Regions from separate parts of the Homo sapiens genome. Here region 1 is linked to region 2. Evidence: chromatin loops called from intact Hi-C (ENCODE). Cell type or tissue: ascending aorta. All regions are shown on one strand. Each heading gives the region's core, and the rest is flanking DNA. Links, peaks and the distances in the headings are about the cores only. Region 1 overlaps PDE1B (phosphodiesterase 1B). Region 2 overlaps NCKAP1L (NCK associated protein 1 like).

Region 1 (2,904 bases), core at 248-2,747, 53 kb after region 2:
CTGGGAAGGGCTGGAATAGGATAGAAAGCTGGGGGTTTTCAGAGCCCTATGTGTGGGGAGGGGAGTGGATTCCTTCAGGGCATGGTACCTTTCTAGGACCTGGGAATGGGGTGGAGAGGACATCCTCTTCACCCCAGAATTGCGCTGCTTCAGCCCCATCTCCAGCCTGATCCTCTGAATCTTCCTTCCCTCCCTTTCTGATACAGTGACTGGGGCAAAAGGAGCCATTGTGACCAGGGGCTGCGGGAGGCCTTTCCTGGGACCTTCCTTGGGACTGGTCTGGGCCCCTGGGGCTTGTCGCCTGCCCTGAGTCCGGAGCCCTTTGCCTCCTTCCTCTCCCCTGGGGCTGGGAGGCTCCATCCGACCAATGTCTGTAAAGTGCTTTGAGGATCTCCCCAGCAAAGCACCTTCAGAATGTATCGACACCAGCTGGGTTAGGGTCAAGGGTGCCTGGGGAGGGTGAGTAATCCTGCATTGCTAAAAGAGAGGGTCTGTCCCCTCCTCTCCACGTCCCAGAACTGGCCCAGCTGCAGGCACTAAGAAGCTCCTCCCCTGAGACAAGTGAGGGGTAGTCGGTGAAAGGCAGATGGACAAGGGGCTCAGGGCTGCTGCCTTCCTGTCCTCTGGAGAGAACCCAGCCAGGCGCGGTGCCCCTTCCTCTCCTCAGGCTCCTCCTTGCCCCCACCTTGCCCCAGGAAAGGCCAAAGTCCAGGTGACTGCCCTCCTTCTTTCTTGTAAATACCAACCATGCATTTGTACAGTGGGCCCTGTTCATGCGAAATCCACATCCATGGTCTCCTAGACCTGCTACCCTGGTACTTCCACCCTACCCCACCCCGAGAAGGGCAGAGACGCATGTGACTCACCCCTGCCCTTGGTTTCCCAGACCCCTGCTATAGCCAGAGAACAATAAAGAAGGGAGACCAGGCCTGACTGTGTGTGTTCACTGGGTACAAGTTGACCAAGCATCTTCACATACATACACTCTTTCCAGCATGATAAAATCTGGGTGAGGCGTTCTCCCTCATATATATATATATATATATTTAGGTATGTATCTGGGCAAGCTGAGGCCCAGGAGGAGGCCCCGAGGGCTCATAGTAGCTGCATGGCAGAAGTGGGACCTGACGCTTCTCAGGCTCTGCTCTTGCCTCTGTACCACATGCTTCAGCAGGGAGGGGGAAAGAATCTTGCCTTCCCTCCTTTCCTCTCTCCCACTACCTGGGAAAATCAAAAACAGCAGCAGGAGAGAGGCCTGGCCGTGAGATCTGAGACAGTTTCTTCTCTTATGCTTGGTTTTGGTCTTATCTGGGCCCCTCAATGTCTAGGACAAGGGAACCCTTCCAGTCTCCAGCATGGGCCTCTTCATTAATAGCCACTGTGTTCTCTATCCATTGTTGCTAACGGGTTGAAATAAGGGACAGCGGTCCCACAGCTGGAAGAGGGAACACATCCTGAAGCTTGGGAATCCAAAAGGAAGGCAGCTGGGGCTTGGAGGGCAGGCGAGGAGGTATCGGCACACCACCATACCCTCTTTCCCATGGGCCAAGTGCCATGGTGCAGTTCCCCTTTTGTCCAGCAGATGGAGCCCACCGCACAGTCACAGCTGGACACGGCACAGGCCTTAGAGCGCCGAGTCTTCCAGCTGCAGGGCAGGCCTGTGAGGTGGTCGGATCGTTCCTCAATAAGAAAAGAGAACCTGGGGCTTTTCTTCCTTCTTGGCACCCTGGAAGTTAGTCCTCCCACCTATCTGACCCTCATCTCTCTTCCCACAGCAAGTAAAGTCAGGGCTAAGGGAAGAACTCTTCCCTGCTCAAGGCTTCTGCCTAGCTCCTGTTTCTTCCTTCCCAGAGGCAGCTTGGCAGGAGGGTGGGGGCTACAGAGAGGGCAGGGCAAGAAGGCAGGGAGAAAGGATTCTCCCAGTTGGAAAAGAAGGAAAGTGCCAAGGACCTAACACCAAATTTATCACTTTTTAAAAACAAGAGATTTTCCCCAAAAGTGAAGGAATAAGAAACAAATCCGGTGTCCATGCATTCCCAAACTGCAGTCTTGATCCCAAGATACCTCCTCCTCTCTCAGACCTGTTATGGGGGAAAGGGGACAGAAAGAGAAGGTGAGAGGCCAGAGGGTCATTTTGTCCCTTCCCCTTCTGGCCATCCCATTTGTCAACATCTAATGTCTCAGAAAGCTTGTTCTGATGTCTGAGAGCAGTCCTTCCTGTGTCCAGTCTATGCAGGGGGCTGCGGATTATGAAATCAAAGCTCAGGAAGTTATCTCATCAATGCATCCTCCAGGCAGGGAGAGCCACTGCCCACTTCAGCTGGGCAGGTGAGGATCTCCCTTCGGGTTCCAAATCCCCTTTATCAAAAAATCCATGGCCTACTGCTCTCACCCATTCCAGGAGCCAGAAGTCCTACACAAAGTCTAATCTCAATCCTTCTTGCTGCAGCTATCCATTTCTTTTTGTCTGTCAGAGGAGATACAAGTCCTTTTACCATAAAGAATAACTTTTTAGGGACTGAAGCTGGTTCTTTGTTTTCCTTTTCCTAGACTCCAAATATTAGCCCCTTGCTTTTGTCCACAATATTAGCCTCCTCTCCTATGACCTGGCAGCCCAGCCCTGGGGTCTTACCGAGTTGGCTCCCTTGGAATCCAGTGGTGGTATATGGGTTGAGGGTTCTTTTGTGCTGGGTTCCTTACTGCCTCTCTCGTGAGTTTTAGGGATGCATTCTGCAGTTTCTGGGGAGGGAACATAGGGGTGGGAGGAAGAGGTGGCATTCATAAAGGTGTTGGGGAGGGAACTGCTTCTCCTCACTGCACCCATACCCCAGTGGCCCCTGAGAGGGCCCCAGGACCAAGTTGGGTGCAATCAGGCAAGACCAACAGGGTTTTCTTTGATCACAA
Region 2 (2,896 bases), core at 1-2,500:
TGGCTACTCAGGATTATAATATACTTCCAAGGATTTCTAAGCATGGTTTTCCATTTCTGGCAGTGATCGGAACTAATTCTTTTCAAGGGGAAAAGATAAATACTTTCACTGGGAATGCAGAGGGTGTGAACTGTCAGGTAGAGTTAGATGGAATTAGAGAGCCCAGGTCTTCTACTACCTGAGCTATTTCTCCAGAGGAGGAAGAAAAGCACAGTAATTAGGGATCAAATGTTACTGGAATCAAGTCCCAGCTCTGCCACTGCCAGCTGTGTGGTCGTCAGCAATGATTTATTATCTCTGTGTCTCAGTTTCCTCATCTATAAAAATGAGGATAATAACTGTCTCTAGCTTATTAGGTTACTATGAGGTTTACATGAGATAATATGTGTAGTAAAATCCTAGCACAGCACCTGGAACACAATATACACTCAACAATTGTTACTGTATTTGCCATTATGATTGTAATTCTAATTTTTTTTTTTTAAATCACCTAGAGCCATTGTGTGGCTGGCTGGCTACAATGCCACGACCCAGGAGATCGTACGGCCTTCTGAGCTGTTGGCAGGAGTCAAAGCATACATTGGTTTCATACAGTCACTGGCCCAGTTTTTGGGTGCAGATGCTTCCAGAGTCATCCGCAACGCCCTCCTGCAGCAGACACAACCACTGGATTCCTGTGGGGAACAGACAATCACCACACTCTACACAAACTGGTCAGTGTTGCTTAGGCTTTTCCACTGCCTTACTTTGTGTTGGCACTTTTTCCTTTACACGGTAGGACCTCAGGGCCCGAGCATTTTAGCTCCCAGGGTCATAGACTCCAAAATGGAGGGTTGCTTCTCCTTGAGGAATGGAGCAATAACCTGAGACAAGCCCAGATCCCCTTCTGTCCACCACGAAGTTTCCTTCTCACCCTCACTGGAACATCCTTCAGCCTACCCTGCAGTTATTTGACCTTTTCTCTCTAATATCTAGTTCTTAACCTTTCTTTTTTGGATTCTTACTGTTTCAATTTCAAATGATCTCTCTTCCTCTTTCCAAAGTTCTCTTATTTCTCTTTTTGCCCTTACTTCTCCTTCTGAAAACCATCTGCCTACTACCATCTCTCTGGAACGTCTCCTTGTCCCCAGATGTGACTATTGTTCTTAATAGAGAAGGGAGCCTCCTCCCTGCAACTGGAGAAGGTGGGAATCAGCACTGTTTCCTTTGACATGTTAAGGAATGGAAAGGAGCTGGATTTCTACCTCCCCAAGCCACTGGGTGGCGCTCTTAACCCAAAATCAGCTCAGTAGGCGACAGGCTGCAAAGAAGAACCCCCCAGAACAAGGGGAAACAAAGTTTGCAAATGCAAATGCCAGTTGGGGCCAGGCAGGAAAGGTAAATGGATGTGCCACATGGGCCAGGCAGAGACTTTGAGGAGGTGGTGAGAGAATACCCCTCTAAAGGGAACAGCCACCGCTTAGCTCCACCTGATTGCTGCCCTACTAAATCCTTATATTTTATGTAAAAATCTGTTTCAAAATTTTGACAAAGAATTTTCCATAGGTGCCAGAGAAGGTGATTCAGCCCCTCTTCCCCTGTCAGCCGTTTCAGCGTAAATTCAAAGGAAAAAAAAAGTTTGACTGGGTTTGGCCCACTGACAGTTAGCTTGTGATGTCTATTAGATACAGACCCAGAGCAAGTGCCTGGGAGAGGCGGGTTGGTCAAGCCCTCCTCTACCCACATTGGCTGTAGCCCAGCTCCTTTAAGTTTGCCCAGAGGTCAGGAGGAAATATTTGGAGACTGATGACCTGTGCTCACAGGTACCTCTTTGCCCAGGAGGTTTGAGAGTATATTTCAAAGGAGTCTAATTAAGTAGTGACTTTTTTCTTGCCAGGTTGAGCCTGTCTTACCTGACAGAGGGTAAGGGTGAGGGGAATACAGCTGTTGGAAAAGAGCAGTGGTTGAGGGAGGGGAGTGCATGCTATTGCATTTGACGGTATAGCAAAATACCCTCCAGGTTAGAGGCAAAGTGGAATTCCAGTACTGCCAGTTGTTTTTGATCCATCAGCTTGGGGTGTTAATTAGAACATTGTGCCATCTTCTTTGAGTTTCTTCTCCCTACCCCAGTCTTTTGCAGAGTTTTTCTTTCTGAGCTCAGTGGTAGTAGTAGGGAATGCTGGTAGGGAGAAGGGATTGGATCCTAATCTATGTTTTCTTGGCCAACCCTGTAGGTACCTGGAAAGTCTGCTTAGACAGGCAAGCAGTGGGACCATCATCCTCTCCCCAGCCATGCAGGCCTTCGTCAGCCTGCCCAGAGAAGGGGAGCAGAACTTCAGTGCAGAGGAGTTCTCTGACATCTCTGGTGAGCTCAGGGCCTGGTCTTCTTGTCAAGGAGCTGAGCCCTTCCTTCAATGCACAGAGAATAAAAGACTAGGACATGTATTTAGGTTGGTGCAAAAGTAATTTTTGCAATTACTTTTCATTGCAAAAACCACAGTTACTTTTGCACCAACCTAATAGTGAAGGGTAAGGGATAAAGTATAAGGAGGACATTCTCCTGTTTGGAATTATTAAATAGTGGTCTGCTGTCATGGCATCTTCTTCTTCTTCTTCTTCTTTTTTTTTTTTGAGATGGAGTCTCGCTCTGTTGCCCAGGGTGGAGTGCAGCGGCACTATCTTGGCTCACCGCAACCTGCGCCTCCCGGGTTCAAGCAATTCTCCTGCCTCAGCCTCCCGAATAGCTGGGACTACAGGCAAATGCCACCATGCTGGACTAATTTTTTATATATATATATATTTTTAGTAGAGATGGGGTTTCACCATGTTAGCCAGGATGGTCTCGATCTCCTGACCTTGTGATCTGCCCGCCTCAGCCTTCCAAAGCGCTGGGATTACAGGCATGAGCCACCACCCC

What was found. Peaks named below come from ENCODE experiments on the same cell type or tissue, not always from the same donor. Only the 100,000 strongest peaks of a DNase experiment are listed, where the experiment ranks them.
Region 1: it touches region 2 in a loop (2.4-fold over the local background); 8 of 110 quality-filtered maps call a loop at or near these places.

Annotation. Positions count from the first base shown.
Region 1 is chr12:54,578,312-54,581,215 of GRCh38, forward strand. PDE1B (phosphodiesterase 1B) reads left to right here. Exons shown (of 16, transcript NM_000924.4): 16 at 1-928. PPP1R1A (protein phosphatase 1 regulatory inhibitor subunit 1A) reads right to left here. Exons shown (of 7, transcript NM_006741.4): 6 at 2,633-2,739; 7 at 935-2,081. The coding sequence ends at 2,076. Among named protein-coding and RNA genes, the nearest start is that of PPP1R1A, 8.9 kb to the right of the region's middle. In ascending aorta, for the core only: a CTCF peak has its summit at 1,569 (motif pointing right); a DNase peak (open chromatin) is centred at 1,610; H3K27ac peaks cover 451 bases.
Region 2 is chr12:54,526,034-54,528,929 of GRCh38, forward strand. It overlaps NCKAP1L (NCK associated protein 1 like), which reads left to right. Exons shown (of 31, transcript NM_005337.5): 21 at 495-713; 22 at 2,214-2,344. Among named protein-coding and RNA genes, the nearest start is that of PDE1B, 22 kb to the right of the region's middle. In ascending aorta, for the core only: a CTCF peak has its summit at 1,262 (motif pointing right); a DNase peak (open chromatin) is centred at 1,268.